3 separate regions of the Homo sapiens genome follow, and all the other regions are linked to region 1. Evidence: read pairs that join two places in POLR2A ChIA-PET (ENCODE). Cell type or tissue: GM12878. All regions are shown on one strand. Links, peaks and the distances in the headings refer to the core of each region. The heading gives the core; the rest is flanking DNA.

The links. Peaks named below come from ENCODE experiments on the same cell type or tissue, not always from the same donor. Only the 100,000 strongest peaks of a DNase experiment are listed, where the experiment ranks them.
Region 2: POLR2A ChIA-PET joins it to region 1 with 5 read pairs; 2 of 35 experiments call an interaction of 5 or more read pairs at or near these places.
Region 3: POLR2A ChIA-PET joins it to region 1 with 6 read pairs; 2 of 35 experiments call an interaction of 5 or more read pairs at or near these places.

What each region holds. Positions count from the first base shown.
Region 1 is chr2:8,419,034-8,426,953 of GRCh38, reverse strand. No RefSeq gene overlaps it. Among named protein-coding and RNA genes, the nearest start is that of LINC00299, 95 kb to the right of the region's middle. In GM12878, for the core only: a CTCF peak has its summit at 4,978; a DNase peak (open chromatin) is centred at 5,033; H3K27ac peaks cover 403 bases.
Region 2 is chr2:8,511,008-8,518,927 of GRCh38, reverse strand. No RefSeq gene overlaps it. Among named protein-coding and RNA genes, the nearest start is that of LINC01814, 69 kb to the left of the region's middle. RefSeq lists enhancers at 3,471-3,520, 3,721-3,830. In GM12878, for the core only: a CTCF peak has its summit at 2,692; DNase peaks (open chromatin) are centred at 2,727, 3,387 and 3,947; H3K4me3 peaks cover 2,077 bases; H3K27ac peaks cover 2,924 bases.
Region 3 is chr2:8,005,033-8,012,952 of GRCh38, reverse strand. It overlaps LINC00299 (long intergenic non-protein coding RNA 299), which reads left to right. Exons shown (of 9, transcript NR_034135.1): 9 at 4,194-5,182. Among named protein-coding and RNA genes, the nearest start is that of LINC00298, 32 kb to the right of the region's middle. In GM12878, for the core only: no CTCF peak of the experiment used is centred there; no DNase peak of the experiment used is centred there.

The sequences.
Region 1 (7,920 bases), core at 2,622-6,621:
CAGAGTCCTCCATGTGAACTTCTGTGAAGCTTTCATTCACACTGTGCTTTGCGAGGCCATCTGACCTTTTGCTTGGCTCAACTTCACTCTTTGTGTATCAAGTCGCCTCTATTCTTTTCTCCTAGCCTGCATCCATTAAAGCAGAATTCCACGGTGCCAACACCCCCATAAGCACAGACGCAAACACAGGCACTAAGACGGAGGTTTGTGAGGAAGTGAACTAGGCGGTGCAAGATAGGCATAGAGCAGCGTTTCCTCTAAGATGCTTATCACGAGGAAAATAGTCAACTTTTAACTTTCCAAGGAAGAGCTGCAGATTTGAGAATACTTCCTGGGATCTGAGTTTGAGAAACACCAATCTAGTGACTCTATCTCACATTCTCTGAGTCGATTCCCGTTTCCAACACTCTGCTTCCTTGTCCATGTGCTTGCTATGTGACACGTCTCAGAGGGTTTCGAGAACTGCAGCCCAGACCTGGGTTCTGAGCACCCATCTCGAGTCACCTGTGCTGTGCCTTGGCCTGCGTTCTTCCCTTCATGTGAGTGCTTCTATCCACGTGGGGCTACTGAAATTGCCTCATTCTTCAGGAGGACCATCTCAGATTTGACTTCTTCCATGGAGTCCTCCTAACTGTCCTCGTTCTTCTTTATCCTGGTAATGGCCTCGAATGGCTTCTTGGGGCCCGTCCATCTCAGTCACTGTGTTAACCTCCCCCCCCGGGGACTTGCTCGGAATCCCCTGCACCCCACTGTGCCTGGCAGAGTGTTCTCAACACACTGGTTGCTCCGCACATCTTTGGCGTTAAGTTGGATTTGGGAGACTCTCCTGCATCATGGATGCACCATGGAGCCTGTGAATGCTGTTGTGGGACAGGTGTTGGGGTGGCGGGACAGGTGTTGGGGTGGCGGGACAGGTGTTGGTGTGGCAGGACAGGTGTTGGTGTTGTGGGACAGGTGTTGGGGTGGCGGGACAGGTGTTGGGGTGGCGGGACAGGTGTTGGGGTGGCGGGACAGGTGTTGGGGTGGTGGGACAGGTGTTGGGGTCCTGCCATCATGTCCCTAGGCAGAGTTGCAGAAGGCTTTGCAAGACTGACGTGGTGACGAACACCCAGGACAATTCTTGAATGGAGGTAGATTCTGGCATAAGCTCTGTGTGTGTGTGTGTGTGCGCGCGCACGCGCGCGCGTACATGCGCATGTGTGGGAGAATATGTGGGAGTTTGTTTGTTTGTGACTGTGTGTGTGTTTAACCACATCCTGGAGGTCAGTGTCCCTGCAAGTCAAAGTGAGAATAACAGTGAGATTTCTTTCCCACAGGGAGGTGCCCACACCCAGTTACCCTCATACTCCTTTTCCATCCTGTCTCCTTCCTCCTAAGGGTCAACGGAGAATAAAAGGGGTGGTAGAAGCTCTCCAGAATCTCCTCTTCCTGGCAGTGTCATTTACAATGAATTGTGTGAAATGATTTACTGGGTGAACTATTTTAGGACACCGTCCTTTGATGTAGGATGCCCTAATCACACCCTCAGGGCGCTAAGTGCCTCTCACTCTCAAGTGGTGTGATTATATCTCATGCCATTCACAACCCTCCAGGGTTTTATTTTATTTTATTTTCATACTGGTATGAAGAAATCAATTATTCAAGGCAATTGCTTTGATCCTAACGAGCTTCAGGTTTGTGGTGGAAAACCTTAGCTGTGCAGTTCTCTGTGGGCTCCGCCCCTCCCAGCGTGGATGCAGCCCTTCCTGGGCCACCACGGCCACTGCGCTGTTGTGTGCAGCAGTGTCGAGGCTCCCTTGTGAACGCAGAGCCTTCTGCGGGCTGCAGTGTAATTCCCACAGGCGGCCCATTCGTGTGAGAAGGTTGCTGTGGCCTCAGCTAAGTGGACACTCGAACTCATCTGCACCTCCTTGGAAAGGCCGGGCAGATGGACTTGCTCCCAGCCTTTGAAAGCCATTCTCATGGAGTGCTTCCTACCATAACACTCACACTGGTGGGGAGGAAGGAAGTGGAGGGTCACTTGGGATCTGTATAAATTAACATTTATGTCATATTAATGAGGTGCTAATTGCTCTTGCAGTCTTTTTAATGCAAATTAATCCAGTCCTGTTTGCATTGTCTTGTTCCCAGCCTAATACCTTCTAGCTTCTCTATTGTCGTCAAAGTAATTATCATTGCTCCCATGAACAAGGAACATGTTTTGCATCTGCTCCTATGACACACTAGTGTCTTTTAGAGTGGAAAGATTGTGTCAACGTTGTTAGGGTCATTGAAAAATTACAGACTCTCCCAAAGAGAGGGATGTTTGCAAGGGACGTGGCAGTTCACATCATGTAGCGTGTGCGTGGATGCTGTTAGCCCATGAGAAGCTGTGAACGTACTAATTCCACCATAGGTTCTCTTCCTTGTTCAGTTTCCTGTCGCCTCTCTGTGCTGACTAAATGATGAGCTGTGCCCATGCCACATGGGGCCAAACTGGAGCCTGAGGCAAGAGGAAGCACATGCACCCCCATATGTACTTGTTAGAATGTCCTCCCATATTCTGAACCAAGCAGAAAACGTGAATAGAACCTCTGGAATCAAAACCCATGACTAGATATGAAGCCCAATGTTGTTCTGTCCGCACATGACTTGGTTTGGATGTTTGTCCCTGCTCAAATCTCATGTTGAGAGGTAATCCCCAGTGTTGGAGGCCGGCCTGGCGGGAGGTGTTTGGGTCGTGGGGGAGGATCCCTCAGGGCTTGGGGCTGTCCTCCTGATAGCGAGTGAGTTCTCATGAGATCTGGCTGTTTACGTGTGTGGCACTTCCACCCCAGCCCTTGCTCCTGCTTTTGTCATGTAAGGGCCTGCTCCCCCTTCTTCTTCCGCCACAAGTAAAAGCTCCCCGAGGCCTCCCTGCAGCCGAGCAGATGCCAGCACCATGCTTGTACAGCCTGCAGAACCGGGAGCCAATCAAACCTCTTTTCTTTATAAATTAACCAGTCCTGGGTATTTCTTCACAGCAATGCAAAAACAGCCTAATACAGCATGCCACTGTCAGCCCTCATGAAGCAGTCTCATGGGGACATGGAGGCCATGGGGCCCAGAAACCACAGCTGATTGGAAACAGACAAGCATACAAGCACCTTGTCTTTATTTAAAATGTTGATATTTTGTTCATCATGGATTTTTTGCATTAATTTTTATTTTTAAAAGTATTGCATTAACCATCCCCTCTTTTGGTTCCCCCTCCCCACCATGAGTTCAAAAATACAACTAGATAGAAAGAGTAAGATCTAGTGTTTACTAGCACAATAGGGAGACTATAGTAACTGATAATTTATGGTATATTTCAAAAACTCAAAAATAACTCAGATATTGTATATTTCAAAAAAAGAATATTTCAATAAAAACTAAAAAGAAACTAAAATTCCAATTTCAAAAATTGGAATGTTCCTAACACAAAGAAATGATAAGTGCTTGAGGGATGGATACCACAATTGCCCTGATTAGATCATCACACATCGTATGCTTCTATTAATAGTAAAATATCACACGTACTCTGTAAATATGTACAACTATTATGTATCCATAATAGTTAAGAAAACAAATGTGGCATGAAAATATTATTTATCTTGATGATGGAGATTTTTGGCTCTCCTTAAATTGTATCTCGGTTGGCTGACCCTCATTCTGGGTATCCCTGAGCCGTTTAATGGGGGACTGTGGATTTCACAGCCAGGATGCTAGCCTTGGTGTAGACAGCACTGTTAAAAGAACTTGGGAGTCTGGGTCTGACCTGGATTTCCCACCTTCCTATGCATTTGGGAAAAGTCCCAGCATTTTCATTATCTTCAACATTGAGGGGCATGACTAGGTAGCTGGTGGCAAGATGTTTATAGGAGTAGCTATTTCAGATCTTCTTAGATATAGGTGGGGTATTACATAGAACACAAATAATTCTTCAGATAAAACTTGAGGAATTGGCATCCAAGCACTGTTCAGGATGGATTGTGGACTTTGGATTCAGAAAATCTATGGGGTTTATGTGGCTCTTCCACATTTTAGGTGCATGATCTTAGATAAGTTTTTGAAAATCTTTGAGTCTCAGTTTTCTTATCAGTAAATGAAAATAATGGCTATTTATAGGGTGGTTATAAGGATTCAATAAAACAATCTGTGTAAAGTATCTGGCATGCATTAGACCCTCTATAAATGTTTCATATCCCATTTCATCTGAAAAGAAAACTTTGTTTTTCAGAAATAAATTCTCAAGTTAGTGCCCTAACCAATGGTCCTTTGGTCTTTCATTTGTTCGGTCACATGATTAGTGGATTCCAGTTGCTGAAGGTCACTGTTTCCCCAAGCTGAGAAGCCAAGGATACCAACATGATCTCTTGCTACCGTGGGAACTCAAGCCCAGGAGAAATCTCACTCAGTTATTCCTGGAAGGACCCAGGGGCTCCCATATGGACGGTGGCAGTTCCTCTTCTCTTCCTACGTGGCATCCTCTTTGCCCCCCCCTTCCTACTCAAGCTCCTTCGGGAGACCCATGTACACCACAAAGGTGCTTTCAGGGCTTCACCTACATCTCTGTGGGGCTGTCCCAAAGCCCCAGGACCACCTCCCACTGCTGCACAGGGAGGGTCACAGCCATGAGGCGGCACCAATGTGAAGCCGTCCACCATGTGTCCAAGCTACGCTGTACTTTTTGCAGATGGTGGGCACTGCTTTCTCAGTTTGGGACTGGGCACGAAAGCAGTGCTGCTGACTCCAAGCTCATCCCTTCTTGCTGTGTTCCCCTTGGGGCAGGCTGACTGTTCCGACCTCCATTTCCAATCCCCTTTGCCTTGGCTGCCTCCCAGCTGGGGGTGGCCATGTGGGTACAGCTGGCTAAAGAGATATAAGAAAGCACAGTTTGCTTAGAGTTCCTGAAAACTTCTGCTTCAGGGTTTGTTTCCTCTCTTCTTATGAAAGAGAGGCAGATGTGATAGGTGGCGCAGTTCCCACTACTGGAGACCTTGAAGGAGGGGCCAAGATGGTCTCAGAGACCTCAGCTTTGGCCACTAAGCTAAAAAATAAGTCCCTTATTTGTTTAAGCCACTGTGGTTAGGTTGTTCTGTCACTTTCAGCCCCAAGCCTTCCTCGTGGGTGCACCACCCCCTCCTGTGATCCCGGGGACCCTCAGGAAACTGCGGAGGGTGAAGATATGCCGAGGCCACTCTGTACTGGGGATGCTCATTCCCTTGTGAACCCACTGCACTGTGACTTGAAGAACCTTGTGTTCCTGGCCTTCCAGAACCTTAGGAGGAGTCTCCCAGGAGGCTTTCTGTTTCTGGTGCAAATGGAGTTCTAGAGAGTCCACCCCACGGTTCAGCCAGACCTGCCCAGACGTCTCAATCGGGATTGAAAGTTTTGCCTGGGCTCCCATGGGGCCTCCTGCTTCTGGAAATGCATTATGAAGCTCTTGACTGAGAACGGGGATGGTTTCTGCAGATAAACACCTGAAAAGGAAAGCAAGGTGGGCTTCCTCCACACCATCATCAAGATGCTAAAATATGGCCATTTTTCTAAGAATTTAAAAAAAAATTTACCCCATCCCTTTAAGGTGTGTGACGCAATGACATAATGACATGCGATAACTTGTGTAAAATTGAGGGAAAGGGCATTGCAGATATGACAGAAGTTCACGAGCTGTGATTTTCAAGGGAGGTGCCTTCCAAATGAATTAGGCACAGTGGAGAATGTTCACATTTTCTCTGCTTTCCCACGGGGCCAAGGTGCTGCTATGCAGGTGTGAGGCCGGGTCCTAAGACTGCTCCTTCCGTACCCCTCCCTCTTCGGCTCCCTGGCACTGCCTGGTCCTGGGGTCCCTCTGGACCCTCTCTTCCTCCTTCTAGCAGGGTCCTTCTCATCAACAGTCATGGACAACTGACCTGATCGCTAAAGCCCACAGCAGCAAGAATTATAGCTGGTATATATTCAGCTTCCCAAAGATCCTGTAAGTTTTAACTCCAAGGAGTGAATAGAATTTCAGGGACCAGAATAGACTTGGTTTGGGATGGGGAGGCTGACGGGCACTGGTGATTGGTGGAAGAATGACATTTCTCATCAGAAGGTAAAATGCATAGCCCTCTTCCAAAATCCTGGTTATATATAAGGGTGGCATATGTTTATCTAGAATAGCTTCTGAAGAATCTGCTTTTTAAAAAGCTTCAGACAAAAACAGTCATCTGTAGGTTGTGGCAACTGTGGGTATGCTAATTTTATAATGAGCCAGAAATTGATTGATGGGAGGCCAAACAATGATGGGGTAGAAAGAAGACACTTGGCTCCGAGACAGAGCTGGCCACTCCTGTGAGTGACCTGGGTGGCTGAGGGTATGGGAAGCAGGCAGCACAAACACAGAGGTCAGCGGGTGCTCCAGCCATCAAGGACTGGAGTGAGGCTCAGCAGGGCAGGAGGTCTTGGAAGTCACTCTGCTGCGCCTTCTAGGGTCAGACTTGATGGATTCTTGGATTGGGTGATGGAGAAATAGGAGCCTCTTGAGTGGAGGCAGCAGCCCCAATAACTCAGGCACAAGATGAGCTCTGCTCTGTCCTCCAGAGAGCTCCAAGGGGAACGCTCACTGATCTGGGAGAAGAGGCCAAGCAAGAAGAATCTCATGCATGGATTTCCCAGTTTCATTTGTATCCCTGTAGTTTGCCTACCGTGAGTCATGTGTTACTGAAACGCTACATCAAGGATCAGTGCTTGCATCCTGGGTAGAGAGGTCTTTTCACTTTGGTGTTTCCAGGGGAAACCTGGGGTGCCTATGATGGCCACTCAATAATGTTTGCTGATTGACTGGAAAAACATATTGGTGAGCCGAAGCGAGACAGAGTGCTGGAGTCTAAGAGAGGAGGAGCTGTGTTCCTTGTTGGTGGTGCTGGAGGGACTGGCCTCTGGTTTGGGAACTATCCTGCTGCAGGAGTCTCTTCTGTCCCAGGGTAGATTCAATCCTCCTGTAACAAACTGGTGAGAGACAGACATTTCACTTTCTGGGCTGGGCTTTTGCCTCTGTGGCTGCCACCCCAACAGACAATCACAGCAGTGGAAGAGGGATGATTTGGGAACATTTTTCTCAGGGTTTTTGATGAATTGGTCTTAGATGGGAACACTTGGGCCCCATGCCAAGTGTAGTTTGTTTTTTTGTTTTTTGAGACAGAGTCTCACTCTGTCGCCCAGGCTGGAGTGCAGTGGTGCCATCTTCACTCACTGGAACCTCGGCCTCTTGGGTTCAAGCGATTCTCCTGCCTCAGCCTCCTGAGTAGCTGGGATTACGGGTGCCCACCACCATGCCTGTCTAATTTTTGTGTTTTTAGTAGAGACGGGGTTTCATCATGTTGGCCAGGCTGTTGTGGAACTCCTGACCCCAGATGATCTGCCCACCTCAGCCTCACAAAGTGCTGAGATTATAAGCATGAGCCACTGTGCCCAGCCTAAGTATGGTTTTGAATACACTTGAATTTTTACTTTATCTACTTTTTAAAATGGACCCCACTTGGCTGGGCGCGGTAGCTCACTCCTGTAATTCCAGCACTTTGGGAGGCCTAGGTGGGTGGATCACAAGGTCAGGAGTTCGAGACGAGCCTGGCCAACATGATGAAACCCCATCTCTACTAAAAATACAAAAATTAGCCGGGTGTGGTGGTATGCACCTGTAGTCCCAGCTACTTGGGAGGCTGAGGCAGAAGAATTGTTTGAATGCGGGAGGCAGAGGTTGCAGTGAGCCAAGATCACGTCACTGCACTCCAGCCTGGGCAACAGGGTGAGACTCCATCTCAAAATATATATAAAAAAGGATCCCACTTGTAGAGCTCATTTGCAAGTTTAAATTATCCCCCTCTCCTAACACACACACTGTACGGCATCTATCACAGCACTGATGGGCTTTGTTTA
Region 2 (7,920 bases), core at 2,015-6,014, 93 kb before region 1:
CCTGGGATGAAGAGGAGGATAGGGAGGGACATGGCGGGTGTAAGCTAGGGTCCTGTTCTGCCTGCTACCCTGGGCTGCAGGGAAATGCTGGTAAATGTTTAACAACTGACACCCTTCCCCACCAAAAATAAAAAGCCCCAAGTTATAGCATTTTCCCACGTCTGTGGTGTTAATTCTCTCCCATCCCGATTCTGAACTACCAATGAGAGACTGATAAGTGCACATCTGGAAAGAGATGCTCCCACTCAGCAATAATGATGCTGTGGGGTGGGCACCCTGATGTTGGTGTTCTGCTACTACACCTGTTGGCCAAACCCCCCAATGTTTGTGAGAGAGCTAGGGCAGAGTGGCTGATGGCTGGAGGATTACGGAGACTAAGGGGACACAGGCTGCTTGGTGAGGGGGCTGCCCCGAAGGCAGTGATGTCACTCTGAGGCAGGAGAGGGCTGAGGCTGCATGTGCTGACCGGTCCCCCGAGGAAGGGCTTTAGAGGCTATCCTGGCAAGGAGCGCTAACGACCTCCCACCCATTGCCAGGGACCTCAGTGACCTGTCCATTGTCACACAGCTAGCAGCCGCCGCATTCTGAGCCTCCAGGTTCCGAGCTTGTGAACCAGCTCTCGTTCGCTCAGAGGCCTCAAGGGCGGGATGCCTGGCAGCTCCCTTCCTACCATGGGCCAGAGGCGGAGAAACAGGTGCTGACTGGAGCTGGGAAATGACTCCTCCCTCGGCCCGGATGGAGTGCTTCCCACTCCCGCACCCCACTGGAATCCCACCCCCCTCCCTGAGACCCAGGAAGTTGCTGGAAGAAAGGAGGAGAGGACAGGATGTCCAGGCAGGTGCAGGGATGTCAGGGGATGCCCCTGGAGTGTTGCAATAGCCTCCTGGGAGTACTTTCTAAAAGCATGGCTGAGCCAGGCCGGCATGGGCTTGTGGGAGTAGGTGATTCCGGGTCTCCTGCCTCCAGGGCCTGTCATGAGGACTCCACAGAAAGTGACTCCACAACAGTGGGACTCAATGAGCACCTTTGGGAACTTATCCCCACCTCACCTTTAACATTAAAAAAAAAAATCACATCAAAACAGAGTGGCAAACTGGTAAAAAGTACAGATACTGGAGCCCCACTGCCTGCACCCAGGCTGCAGGAATTTCTAGCAGTGTGATACTCAGGACACTAGGCAACTTGCTTCTCTCCCCCACCTCAGTTTCCCCATCTGTAAGATGCTGATGATGGCGGCTGACAGTGCCCATCTTGTAAGGTTGCCACGAGGATCAAATAATTTTATATATATATATATATATATATATTTTTTTTTTTAGACCGAGTCTTGCTCTGTCACCCAGGCTGGAGTACTGGGGCATGATCTCAGCTCACTGCAACCTCCACTTCCCAGGTTCAGGTGATCCTCCTGCCTCAGCTCCCCCAAATAGCTGGGATTACAGGCATGTGCCACCACACACAGCTAATTTTTGTATTTTTGTAGAGATGGGGTTTCACCCTGTTGCCCAGGCTGGTCTCGAACTCCTGAGCTCAAGTGATCCACCTGCCTCGGCCTCCCAAGTGCTAGGATTATAGGACTGAGCTACCGCGCCTTGCGATTATAGATACTCTTAATCACACATGCTGGGAACAGTCCCTAGCAGGTGTGGAAATCAATAAATATAAGCTACTAGAGTATTATCTGTATTAAAGTGGGTGGTCTCTGAATACGGGTGCTCCTTCAAGCCTTTTGCGGGGTGGCTTGTTTGGAGGGAGGCTTTACTTGCCGTTCTGCCTCCCAGCCAAGCTGCTCCGTGTTGGACCTGTGCAGGCAACGAGGGGCTGAAATGGTGCTTAATGGCAGCATGGCGTGTCCTTTACTCCAGGCTGTACGCGGGCAGCTCCGAGATCTCCATTTCTGAGCCTCTTGCTCCACTGTAGACTTGGGAACTACTGCTTCTGCTCCCCCAGGTGCATCACCGTCTACGGGAGGAGGATGCTGAGGGGCAGTAGGACTTGGACCTGCCTTGGTGTGACTGGCCTTGGAATTCCAGATGTGCCACTTCCAAGCTCTGTGACACAGAGCAGGTTACTTCACCTCTCTGAGCCTTGGTCGTTATTGTTGATTGCTCAATGAGCATTTATTGAGCACCTCCTTTGTGTGGAGTTCTATTTTAGGTGTGAGAATTAATAGATTCACATAGCCACTAGTCACTGTTACTTAGACATGGCTCTGGGCCTGAGAGAACGTGAAATCTATTAGGGAAAAGATCACTAAATTGATGATGGTCAAGCGTGCACAAGAGTGGGAAAAGGTCCTGGAAGGCTCTCCAAAGGACGGGCTGCATTTCAGGGAGAGATGGGAAGCAGCCTGCGGGATCGGGGTACCCTGGAAGGGTGTGTGAGGGGTGGAGGGTGAAGGTGAGGAGGCAGGTGGCACAGCTGTAAAAATGACACAGTGTGAATGCGTGGGGCTCAGGGCAGGCACGCCAGCTCCCAAAGTGTAGGGCCATGCACTATGTTATGTGGTTTAAGCAGATAACTCATTTCATCCTCATAAATCCTCTGAACTAGTCACAGTATTTGTAACTCAATGTTACAAATTACAAGTAATGATAAACCACAGCCTGCCCGAAGGTCACAGAGCCAGGACATGCAGCATGGGCAGTAGGTGGGCTCCACTCTGAGCCCTAGGCTTCACCACAAGGCTCTGCTGCCTCCTACTGTGTCTTCCTTTCTTCCTGCCATGTTGGAGGAACTCAACTGGGAACCACTAGCCGCAGTCCTGAATGGGCCCTTTCTTCCCATGAGGACACCTGGCTGGAGGTTGGGGCCCAGAGGAAGTGGAGCGACAGCAGGTGTAGAATGGTTTCTGTTTGCTTCTCAGTTCTGAAGTGTTTCCTCTGATAACATTCACAGACAGCAGCTCTGCTGGACAGTTACTGCCCACCTGGAGGGCTTGAGGTGCTCTGTGTGGGGAGGTGGAGGAGGGGAAGGGGAGGAGGAGGAGGAGGGGAAAGGGAGGAGCAGGAGGAAGAGGAGGGGGAGAAGGAGGAAGACCTTGAGGAGGAGGAAGATAGGGAAGAGGAAGGGAGGAAGGAGAGGGAGGAGGGGGAGGAGGGGGAGGAGGGTGGATAAAGAGGAGCAGGAGGCAGCCATGCCCAGTGCCTGAGCAGGACCTGAGTGTGCTGTTCCTGAAGGTATTAGGAACCTCGAGCTTTCTACACCCCAGCTTCCTTTGGGTTGAGGTGTTCCTGAGACATTCACAGTGTCAAGGGCAGCCCTCCTTCGTGACGCAGGGGACGAGATACCATCGGAACAGGAGTATATTTAGAAGACAGGAAACCAGCCCTCCAGCTTGCCCTTGATTTTACAGCCAGCGTTTTAGCCTTGTGAGCACCCCCGGAATTGACTGAGGCTGCAGGGCACTGTGAGAGGCCCTGCAGCCACCCATGTGGCCTCTTCCCCTTTTCTCCTCTCTGCCTCTTGGCCTCTCTGCTGTCTCTCTTTCTGTTTCTATGCTGTGCTGGCTTTGCTGGGGTTGTCCCAAAGTGATGGGGGAGAAATGACATTTTACTTGGAACTGAGTCATTTTGCTGGATTTTTTCAGCTGCGTTCCTGATTAGTAAACCTGTTTCAAGAATGGGAAAATGCACGGGGCTATTTTTAAGTGTTCTCAGCACCAGTGTCCCTAATTCCTAGAACAGACATCAATTGCTTTTCTAGTCTCAAATGCAGATAAACATGCGGCAGCGACATGACCTTTAGCAAAGTAGACTTGCCTACCAACAGTTTGCTCATCTGTAAAATGGGGCTCACACACCCTACCTCATGGGCAGAGGAAGAAATGAGACAATGAGCACCTGACCCCCCACACAGTGCATATTGCCTATGGGTGTTTAATGTGCTGAAGGTTCCTCTGGTGGTTTTTTTCTGGATGAAACTGTGCCAAGACCAGCCCCAGGGGAACTGGTGAATCCCCTGGTGTGCTAAATACAGGTGTGTTTCTTAGTTTAAAATCCGCCTTTGGTCGGCTACTGGAGGAATCATACTGAAACTTGTACTTAAATCATCAGCTGGGAGAAAAGTTGGTAACTCCTGCTCAGTAAATAAACATTTGCCAAGCCCTCCCGTGCTAGCTCTGCACAGACAGATGGAGAGGGAAAGGGAGGTCACACAGCTCTGCCTGAGAGCCTCCATGAAGGGAAGGAGGTGAGCACAGAAATGAGGACCAGGCAGTGAGAATTGTGGGATGGGGATGGGGTGCCTGGCTCTACTAGGGGAGTTTGGAAATGGCTTATCTGCAGGTCTCATTATCCATGGTTGAAAGCTAGAGGACACTCCAAAATGCAGCAGTAGTGGAAAGACTGGGGCACCATACGCTGTGAGGAATACGTGACCTTCCAAGAATGAAACACATTTATGTGGCTAATTTAAATGACAGCCGTGATCAATTTAGTGTCTGTTGAGTGCTAGACATCGTGCCCAGTGGTTTGCATGTACCTCCTCATGGGATCTTCACAGCAGCTCTGTGGGGCTGGTACTGTCCTCATCTCCAGATTACAGATGGGGCCAAGATACTTGCTCAAGGTTGGACAGTTAAGAGACAGCAGAGTGGGGTTTGAATGAGATCTGTGTGACTTGAAGTTGGCTCTGCCTGTGCTGGCACCTGGCTTCCCTGCTCAGAGGATGGGCTCACCCTTCTCCCCTGGCCCATGCCAGCAGTGAGGGAGGCATCCTAGGTTCCCTGGTCTCTCTTGCTACCATGTCCAAGCAATGTTGAGTCCGAGCTATCCCGCCTCCCTCAGCGCCATCCTAATTCTGCTTCTCATCCCCTCCCCGCTGCCCCACATGGGTCCCGCCTCACCCTCTGTCTCCTGGCCTCCTGCAGGAGCAACCTAGGTGGTCTCCTTCTGGCTGTTCCTCCTCAAACCCATGCCTTCGTGGCTGTCAGTGAGCCCTATAAAATGCAGTGGCACGTCCCTCTCCAGGGTACCCACCTTCAGGACCTCCCTACTCCCACACTCTTGGGACATGTCTGTCTCCACCTCAGCATCCCCAGTGGGCCCTGCCTGCCCCTCCAGCCTCCTCTGGAAGGATCCCGGCCCCCTGCTTCGTGCCCAGGACCGTGAAGCTGTTCAGGGTCTTGCTCAGGCCAGGCCAGCTCCCCTCTTCATGCTGTCCCCACCTCCAGCTCCTTCCTTTCCCTTTGCCTGGTGGCTCCTGCTGTGAGACTCAGCCCTGGCACATTTCTTCCAAGAAGCCCTTCCAGACGCTCTCCTCCCAAACTTCCCGTGAAACTCTATGGGTATCCCGGTTCCACTGGGTCTTTCTCATGACACGGGAGTCTCTTTCCATCTTTTTTCATCTCTGTGCCCTCGCACATCTCACACTTGACACCTGACATTGGAATGCACAAACAAGACAGATTCACATCAAATCTGGATTCGACAGCTGACCAGCCAGGCTTTGTCCCTCATTCTTTCTTTTTTCTTTCTGAGGCAGAGTCTCACTCTGTCGCCCAGGCTGGAGTGCAGTGGTGCAATCTCGGCTCAATGCAACTTCCATCTCTGGAGTTAAATGATTCTCCTGCCTCAACCTCCCGAGTAGCTGGGATTTCAGGCATGTGCCACTACACCTGGCCATTTTTTGTATTTTTAGTAGAGACAGGGTTTCACCATGTTGGCCAGGCTGGTCTCCAACTCCTGACCTCAGGTGATCTGACCACCTCGGCCTCCCAGAGTGCTGGGATTACAGGCATGAGCCACCATGCCCGGCTTGTCCCCCATTCTATTTGTGCCTTGGTTTTCACCACGGGGAATGGGAACAGCAATGCCTGCCTCCTGGTGTGGTTGTGAGTCACTGAGAAGATGATGTGAGTAGTGTCTGCAGTGCCTGGTGCTGTGCTGGACTCCTTGAATGGGGTCTGTATTGTCAGGGGCACAGCAGCAGCAGGGCAAGGGCAGGGAGGGTGGAGGCTCGGCACTTTCAGAAAACCTACCTCAACCATGCATACTCGGGCCGGCAGTGTCTTTGCCTCTTGGCTTTGTAATGTTGACAGTGACACAAACCACATTGCTGTGTTGTGGACTGAATGTGCATCTCTCCTTGTACCCCTTAATCCCTATGTTGAACCCTAACACTCAGTGTGGTTGTGTTTGGAGATGAGACCCGTAAGGGAGGAACTGAGCTTAGATGAAGCCATAGGGTGGGGCCCTGATCCAATAGGATTCACATTCTTGTAAGAAGAGACACCAGAAAGCTCCCTCTCCCTCCATGCATGCACACCAAGGAAAGGCCCTGCCAGAACTGCAGGAAGGCAGCTGCCTGCAAGCCAGGAGGAGCACCCTCACTAGAAATGGAATCAGCCAGAACCTTGATCTTGGACCTCCAGCCTCCAGAACTGTGAGAAAATAAACCTCTTGCTTCAGCCACCCAGTCTGTGGTATTTTGTGATGGCAGCCCCATAGACCAATACATGCAGATAAGCAGCTGGGACACAACTATCACTTTTTACACCTGGGGAGCTGTGACTTCAGTGTTGGGTGCAGATCTCTCTAAGTACCATGTGGCTTGGAGTTACCATGGACAACTCTGTGTGAGTCCTTCCTGACTGTGACTCACCAAGGCAGAGAGTGGTGATTCTGCTGTGGTCATTTCTAATTGCTCCCAATTGGCTATCCTGAGATAGACAAACTAAAAATAATTCCTCTGTGGGTGAAGGCTGCTGAAGGGACAAGAATGCTGCCCTATTGCTGGTCATCACACTCTCATGAGTGGGACTCTCCTGGGATATACCTGAAGAACAAGGCTTTCTCACTACCTTTGGTAACCATCTTCAGTATTTCTGCCAAGTGGTAAGAAGCCACAGGGGCCTGTTGCTTCTGTAGCAGCTACTTCTGGTGTGGAAAGCCTCAGAGCCCAGCATGTCTCCCACCCCAACTGTGGCCACCCGCTTCTCAGACTGAGACCAGGAGACACCAAGAGTGAACACTTCATTCCTGCTGCAGCCACCAGAGACTTCTGGGGGCATCTTTTGAGCAAAGGGGGCAGATTAGGTGCAGACATCCAGGCAAGAGGGGTGCTTTGGAAGTTCACACTCATACCTGTGAGTGCAGCCTTTGAGACTGGCCTGGCAGAGAAGGGGCCCAGGGGAAAAGGAGGTGGGGGAACCAACTGAGCTAGAACACCGACTAGGTGCTGGTCACCCTGGCTAGAGGCTTTTTGGACTTTAGCTCATTGGTTCCACACAAACCCCATTCTTGTGAGGGATGTGTGCTCATTATACAGAGGGGGAAGTGAAGGTTTAGGGAGTTCTTTAACCATATGTATTTCAGGGCCATGATTGCAGCCTGAAAGAGCTGGCAGGGACCTTAGATGTCTTCTGGTCTTGCCCACCTGTCTGACAGAAGGGGAGGCCAGCCTAAAGTCAGAGGTCACGGCAGAGGTGGGAACAGGATCTGGCTGTGCCTGTGGGTCACTCCTTTTTCTAGCAAATTCCATGTCATTTCTTCAGCTTTGATATGAGACAAGCTAACACTGGGTGAAGGCTATAGGAATTAGTTTCCTTGATCAGGCAGGAAGGAGCTAGCAATCCATTCTGGAAAAAGAAACTCTGACACCTGGCATGGTCTGTAGCCCAGGGGTTCTCATACTGGGCCCTGGAGCAGAGCAGGACAGCCCAGGCCAGCCACTCTCTGCATGGAGTTCAGTGCCTGCAGTTCCTGGGCAGTGCCTGCTTGTTCCTGGAAGCCCCAGTGTGGGTTCTGTCTCCCCACAGCTGCAGGGGGCAGGGATGCCCAGACTTGCCCTTTTAGCTCCCCTCCCTTTTTCACCCTGGAAGAAGTCCATTCACCACATCCCTGCCTTGAGACAGGTAGGCACCCACTGGGCCTGCTTGGCTCACCTGTGAGCTACTGGATGGCTGGGAAGACCAATCCT
Region 3 (7,920 bases), core at 2,015-6,014, 410 kb after region 1:
CATAGGTTTGGACAGATGAAGGGGCGTGAAATTTTCAGAAGCACTGATGTCTGTGCTCCAGCCCCAAATCTCAGCACCCAACTTCCCAAATAGGGATCTAATCTTGGCGTGGTAGTAACTTTGCTGAAGTGGAGATTCTACTTCCACTGGAGCTCTGCCACACTGACAATGAACTTCTGGACCTAAATCTCAAATTTTCTGCCCCAAAGTATCAATAACATTCAGCAATGGTCATTGGAGTTTCACGTCCTCAGAATTATCCTATCCCTTGAATTTCTCAAATGTGTGGGGCCTCGCGCCCTGTGCATGCCCTGCTGAGTGTCCCTTCCTAGTTCGTGACTGTGAAACGGACAATTGCAGTGCAGCATGCTGGGGCTCTTCATGCTTCTGTCCCTGGCTCCTAGTGACGGGGTCTTCACTGCCTGTCGGCCGAAAGGCTGCCCAGTTCCAGAATTCCATTTTAGAGTCAAATTCCTGAGACCAGGCCTGGCACCTGCTGCTCTAAGTCAGGTTCCTCAGGCAGCAGATACAGATAGAAATCTGAGTCAGGGAGTTGATGGCAGCGTGCCTCTATGGAGGAGTGAAATGAGGACAATTGAACAAATGAAAGAGTTTAAGTGAAATGTAGTTAATGCAAAAGCCTCACAGATCCCACAGGGAGTTCTGAACTCAGTGTTGTTCTATCTGGAGGCCAGGAGGCCAGACCTTTCCGCTCTTTGCACAGGATGGAGGCTGTCCCTGTGGAAAGGGAAAGGGTCTCCTGCAGAGGCAGCTGTGTTGCATTGCAGGCAATTGGGATAATTCCTGGAGAATAAGTTAGCCCTGAGCTGTCAGTGTTGGTGGAGCTCCTCTGGGGAGGACAATGGAGCGACTGCCCGAAACGTAGTGCTTGTCACTGGCTTTCTTAGTTTGAGGGGCTTGGGCTGCTTGAGGGCAGGTTCAGAAGAGTTATTATGGACTAATTTGTTTTTAAACTGGTAACGACATTTGATCTGCATGGACCAGGAGGTTCCACATTCCAGAGATTCTGCTAGAGAGATGTACACCAAACAGGTTGAGACTTTAAATAAGAAAGAGTCTCTCTGTTCTCCCTCATATACTCATTATTCTTGTGAATGATCAGGATGAAAAAAGCGGGCATTGAATTTCCATTGAAGAGAAACCAAGCTCATATCCAAGAATATCATCCAAGTATATTCTTACAGGGAATGTGAAAAATCAGAGAAGCTCCCCAAAGAAATTCTGAGTCTTGAGTTCTGAAAAATGCGGCCAGGGCGGTGGAGGGTGGGCAAATGTGCCAAGCTGTTCTTCTGTGTCTCAAGGGCGGTGATTTCATGAAACGTTGTTTCAGGTTTGCTTATTTATAAATCAGCAAGATTGTGGAAGGCAGAAAAGATGACTAACATGACACTGTGGACTGAATTGTGTCCCTCCAAATTCATATGCTGAAGCCCAAATCCCCAACATGACAGTTTTTAGAGATAGATCCTGTAATGAGATCACAAAGGTGGGACTTTAATACCACTAGTGTCCTTATGAGAAGGGGAAGGAACAGGGATGCAGGTGCACAGAGACAAAGCCATGCAAGAACACAGCCAGAAGGTACCATATCTAAGCCAGGGAGAAAAGACTGAGGAATCCAACCTTGTGGACACCTTGATCTCAGCCTTCCAGCCTCCAGAGCTGTGAGAAAATAACATCTCTTGTTGACATCCCCAGTCCATGGCACTTTGTTATGGAGCCCTTGGCTGACTAAGGCGCTTGGCAGCTTGTAAGTCGTTCCAGGCACACCAGTGTGCCCCAGGACAGTGGTTAGAAAGCCCTCCAATACAGAAATGTGGAAATATAGCTTAGGAGCACATGCATATGTAGGAAAAGTTGAGGAAACAAATAAGAAAAGATACAAAGAAAACCATGGAAATGATAAAAATCCAGTTCAAGCCAGTGGTTACCTCTGGGAGCTTATCCCTGGGGAAGGTAGAAGAGAGAGGTGGGGGAAGAATTGGTTGAAAGTGGGCTTCGACTCTGTTGGCAATATTTTGTTTCTTCAGCTGGTTTTAGGTGCATTGTTATTGTTTATATTTTTCTTTATTTCTTTATATCATTTTGTATGCATTTTCTCATTCATATAATATTAGAAAAAAGAATAGTAAAATATTTCCAAGAGACTGATTAATAAATATTTACTCAACCTGCTTTTCATGGTACTGATAGAATAGACAGAAAGAAGTAATCCAACACATGCTTGGCTTTATTTTTCAATGAAACTGTGTTGCCATTCACCAAGCCATCCTTTCTGGTCTGGTTCTGGACCCAACTTATAATTGGATTTTTGCTTTTGCAAGGTGAACGGAGTTATGGCTGCAGCGCTTGCATATTTATGGATCATACCTCCACAGTGTGATGTCTTTAGTTAAAAGATGCCCATTTAACATGAAGGTTTGATTTCTGCCATGAGGCCAGCCATCACTAAGACTTGCTGCAGATTCCATTCGGTTGTGCTTGCAGAAGTTTTTATGCCCCATGATGTTCAAAATAATGTGAATTGCTATGGTCTGAATAAAAGAGGCTCAGCAAGATCCCACACCCCTTCTACCATATGAGATCACATCAAGAAAGTACCATCTAAGGATCCGAAAGCAGGCCCTCACTAGACACTGAATCTCAAAGCACCTTGATTTTGGGCTTCCCAGCCTTTAGAAGTATAGGAAATAAATTTCTGTGATTTATCAGCCACTCAGTCTGTGCTATTTTGCATAGCAGCTCAAATGGTCTAAGGCACTAATTATACCTGACATTTGTTATTTACTTCACCAGTATCAAAGTGCTCCCAAAGACCTTAATATAATAATAACTCACTAGACCCTACTATTATGAGACGGAGACTATTCCATCCACTGAAGTTCTCCTGAAGGCAGGGCAGGCTATGTGGGCTGCCTGCTGGCCTGGGAAAAGCCCCAGCCTGGGGAATTGTACATCACTCCCTAGAAGACTCGACTGCAGGAAGACTTAGAGGAAAGGGGTGCAATTTACCAAATAGCAGAGACTATATGATATAGGATGTGATGCTTCCAAACAGCACCCACACCTTTAGTAAAATTGTGAGGCTGAAATGCCAAAGGGCGTTGGATTAAAAGATGCAGCTGAATAGAATGAATGAGCACAGAACTGGGGGCAGAGGCATTGAGGTGGGAGGACTTGCAGAAATTATGGAAATGGCGTGAAGCTCCCATTCCAGATTCTAACCCGATTTCACAAGCGGAGAAAGTCCCATCCAACATCTGATTCCACAAACAACAGAGACGGGAGATAAATATGGCAGGTGCTGGGACTGTCCCATTGCAGGGGTGCAGAAGCAGAAACCAGAGCCCACGGAGGCGAAGGAACAGATGGTGCCAGCAAGTGGCAATGCCAGAGGTTAAGACTAAGGCTTCTCCCTCCACATCGTTTCTCTTCATGAGCCCAAGCTGCCCCCAAACCCCAGGGACCAAGCATGGCCTGTGAGGGTTCTCCTCCAGGGTGCAGGTACCATTCTGTCACCAGCAAGGAAAGCTGATAGGAAGGAGGTGAGAGCCGTAGATCAGGAGGACGTTTCGGTGGAATCACAGGGTATAAGCGGATGGTGCTACAAGGTAGGTTTCCGCTCCCATTTTCTGGGTGTCAGTGACATTTCCTAAGGCTTTACATTATCTCTGACAATCAGTCCTAATGACAGCCTTTGCGATGGGTGGCCTGGCCGGCCTGACTCAGCTCCAGCCCTGTGCTGAGGCAGCAGGAAGTGATCTCATCAACTCTGTGGGAAGTTCCTACATTATACTGGAGAGAACAGAATCCAAATAAATTAGATAGAAAAGAAAGCCCTCATCAGCAAGAATGGGAGTTTGAAACATGAGAAATAACTACGGTAGGATGTTGGGGGCATTTTAAGTGGGAAATATTATTAACTTTGATTTAGGAGCAGATAACTTGGTGTAAAACAAAATAAAAACAGGCAGTCAGTTCAAAGTCTCTTTTATTTAGCTCCACTTGCTATGTGTATTACTCAAAACTTATAAAATAATATAATTTTCTCTCAAATAACATTTAAAAACTCTTTGATTAAGGAAGGTGTAAATGCTCCTTAATGAAATAGGTAACTACCAGGCCTGGATTTGATTTTGTTTTTTTTTTTTTTTTTTTGGTCTTCTCTTTAGCTTCCTGTCTCCAAGGGGATTTTTTCCCACAGAAATATATTGCTGATTGGATGTTGCCTCTCTAATTTTGGAGACCATATGTTCTAGGTATTCCGGGAAAAATCTGCATTTCAAATCCTGGATCCATTGTTCCCAAAAGCCATGTAAGAATCCCAACAGAGATAGGTCCCTCTCATGGATATGTCCTATGTCCCAGGGATACCGCTCAAAGCATTTTGTGGCTGAAGACATTTAATCTTTCATAGAAACTCCTGAAGAAGATGTTATTGCTATTATAATCATATGTATTTGGAAATGAAGACTTTGAAAGGTTCTAACTTATTCAACATTTCTCAACCAGCATGTGGCAAAGTTCTGAAAGTCTGTTATTCTAACCAACATCCTACCTTGAGGAGCAATGATGTTCACCTGTCTGGTTGCCACAACTCACGTCCTTCTGTGGGCAGCAGAGTTCCAAGACGTTCCCCAAGATCTCATTTTCTGGAGGTGCATGTCTCCCGTGACCCCCTCTTTGGATTGCCCGCAGAGCCCGTGAAGATGGTGTTATCACTCCTGTGATTACTTTACTGATCAGGTGACTTTGAGTCAATCAAAAGGTAGATTATCCAGGTGTGCCTGATTTGATCAGGTGGTCCCTTAAGGAGGCTTAAAATGACCCTTTCTGAAGTAGAGTAATTGGAAAAGTAAGAGGGTCTATGGGTGGGGTCACCTGGCAAGGAACTGAACTCAGCCTCCATGAGCTCTGGCCACCAGCTGACCTTTAGCAAGAAAGCAAATCTTTCTTTGGTCAGTCTCCACAACAGGACGAAGCTGGCTGAGCCCTTGCCTTTGGCCCTGTGAGATGCTGACCCGAGTATCCAGCGAACACGTGCCAGAGTCCTGACCCATGGAAACTGAGATGATGAGTCTGTGTTGCTTTAAGCCACTGTGTCTACAGTAATTGGTTAGACAGCAATAGAAAACTAATAAACCTCCCTCTTTTTCATTTACCATCTTTCTTTCCTTCTGTCCACAAATATTTATTGATCATTTATTCATCTATTAGAACATGTGCTAGGAACAGTAGCTACAACGGCCAGCAAAGCCAGATAAGTTCTCTGCCCTCACGTAGTTTATAATATCATGAGGGAGACAGACATAAATCAAATAACATGGATACATGAAAAGCTGCAACTTAGATGACTGAGGAGACCCCCATAGCACCATGACAGCTTGGTCTAGCCAGAGAGCATAGGAAACATGTTCCTCGTTGCATTAGCAATTAAGCAAGAGCTGACAGATGAGCAGTAATTGCCAAGGCCAAATTGAAGGGAAGGACAATGCAGGCAGAGGGAACAGCATGAACAAAATCTCTGTGGAGGCAAAATCATACAAGTGCAAGGGACAAAAAGAAGGTCCTCTGACTGCAGCTTGGCCACTGGGACAGGAGATGAGGCTGGGCTGGTGCATACAAAGCCTAAAAGCCATATGAAGTGCGTTTCCTTTGTAGGAAGAACAATGATGTCTTAGTCAGTTTGGGCTGCTATAATGAATTACCATAGATTGGGTGGCTTGAATGACAGACATTGATTTCTCACAGCTTTGGAGGCTGGGAAGGCTAAGATCAAAGTCCTGACAGATTCAATGTGTGGTGGGTCTGCTTCCTGGTTTGAAGATGGCCTTCTTTTCCTTGTATCCTCACATGGTAGAGGCAGTAAAGAGAAAGGAAGCAAGCTCTCTCCTGTCTCTCCTTATGGGGGCACACATCCACCACGAGGTCCCCAACCTCAGAACCCATCGCCTCTCAATGCCCCCACCTTCTAATACCATCCCATTAGAGCTTAGGGTTTTGACATATGAATTTGTGGAGGACACACACACATGCCATCCATAACAAATAGAAAGCCAATTACAGGAGAATGTCAAGCAAAAGGAATGCAGAAAGGCAGGAAATGGGCAGAACAGTGTAAAGTAAGTAGTATAGACCCCAGGAGAACAGTGAGCCTCTACCTGAGTGATGGCACAGGGAAGGAGAAAGGCGGGTCAGGGGGCAGAGAGGAGGCAGGGTGTGTGGTTTGGAAACTGATTAGATGAGTGGAGCAAGAGAGAAGGGTAGCCAGCTTTGGCTTTGCTGTCCTTAGAGAATTCAGAGGAGGAGGAGGAGGGGGAGCAGAGGGAGGAGGAAAAGAAGGATGGAGGAGAAGAGAGAGGAGGGCAAGGGGAAGCCAGGGGAGGAGGAGAGGAAGGAGTGAGGGTCATTGGAAGGAAGGGGCAAAGCCTGGTTTGTCCCTCCTGGGGTGAAGGGTGGAACTGTCACACATATCTACAGCCAAAGGCACAATCAGGAACATTTACTACATAGCAGAGGTGGCTGAAATGATGACAGTGAATGGAATCTTGGATGATGTGAAAGCAGAGAAAAAAGGCCAAGGACAGAACCATCTGGACAGCCTCCATATCTTTCTCACCTCTTTGGGTGACTCAAATTTTCTGTTTCAAAAATAAAGGAAAAGTGGGTAGCATGTACTTCCTTTCATTAAGTATCCAATCAATAAAAAAATTGAATAATAAATAATAAAAATTATATGTATAGACTATAAAATAAAATTTAAATAGTTTGAATTTTAGAGACTCTGATGTGATATAATAAGAAATGAGGCTGTATTATAATGACCTTGAGATAAGAGAAGGACTCAGATACATTATTACAGATTTAAATTGGGTGCTTTTATGAAGTTTAAGTCAATGATGTAGCCAGCTGTGGTCAGAGGACCTATGATTGTACTGAATCTATGATATACTATTGAGTTTGTTTGTTTTTAGCTGAGATTCAATGTATTGTTAATTTTTCCTTCAAGCAAATCCGGCAGATATAGTTTTATTTTTCATCTGAAAATGAATGGAAAGATTTTGTACTTTATGGACTCATCAAATTATATGAGAAAATTTACATTTAGAAATACAGGGTGTGTTGGCTTATACCTGTAATCCCAGTGTTTTGGGAGGCTGAGACAGGAGGATCACTTGAGGCCAGGAGTTGAAGACCAGCCTGGGCAACATAGCGAGACCTCGTCTCCACACACACGCACACGCACACACAATAGATAAAAATAAAGGCCGGGCGCGGTGGCTCACGCCTGTAATCCCAGCACTTTGGGAGGCCGAGGTGGGTGGATCATGAGGTCAGGAGATCGAGACCATCCTGGCTAACAAGGTGAAACCCCGTCTCTACTAAAAATACAAAAAATTAGCCGGGCGCGGTGGCGGGCGCCTGTAGTCCCAGCTACTCGGGAGGCTGAGGCAGGAGAATGGCGTGAACCCGGGAGGCGGAGCTTGCAGTGAGCCGAGATCGCGCCACTGCAGTCCGCAGTCCGGCCTGGGCGACAGAGCGAGACTCCGTCTCAAAAAAAAAAAAATAAAATAAAATAAATAAATAAATAAATAAATAAAGTTTTAAGAGACACAGTGGCTCACATTTGCAGTCCCAGCTACTGGGGAGGCTGAGCTGGGAGGACTGTTTGAGCCCAGGAGTTGGAGGCTGCAGTGAACTACGATTGTACCACTGCACTCCTGGGAAACAGAGCAATAAGCAACAACCTGTCTCAAATAAAAGAAAAAAAAGAAAAAAGAAAGAAAGAAAAGAAAAGAATGCATTTTTATCCAGAAGATGGCGTGGTCAGTATCACTGGAGCCTGTCATTCTACCCAGATCCTTTCCCCAGCATATGTTAGATTTCCATTTGGATTCA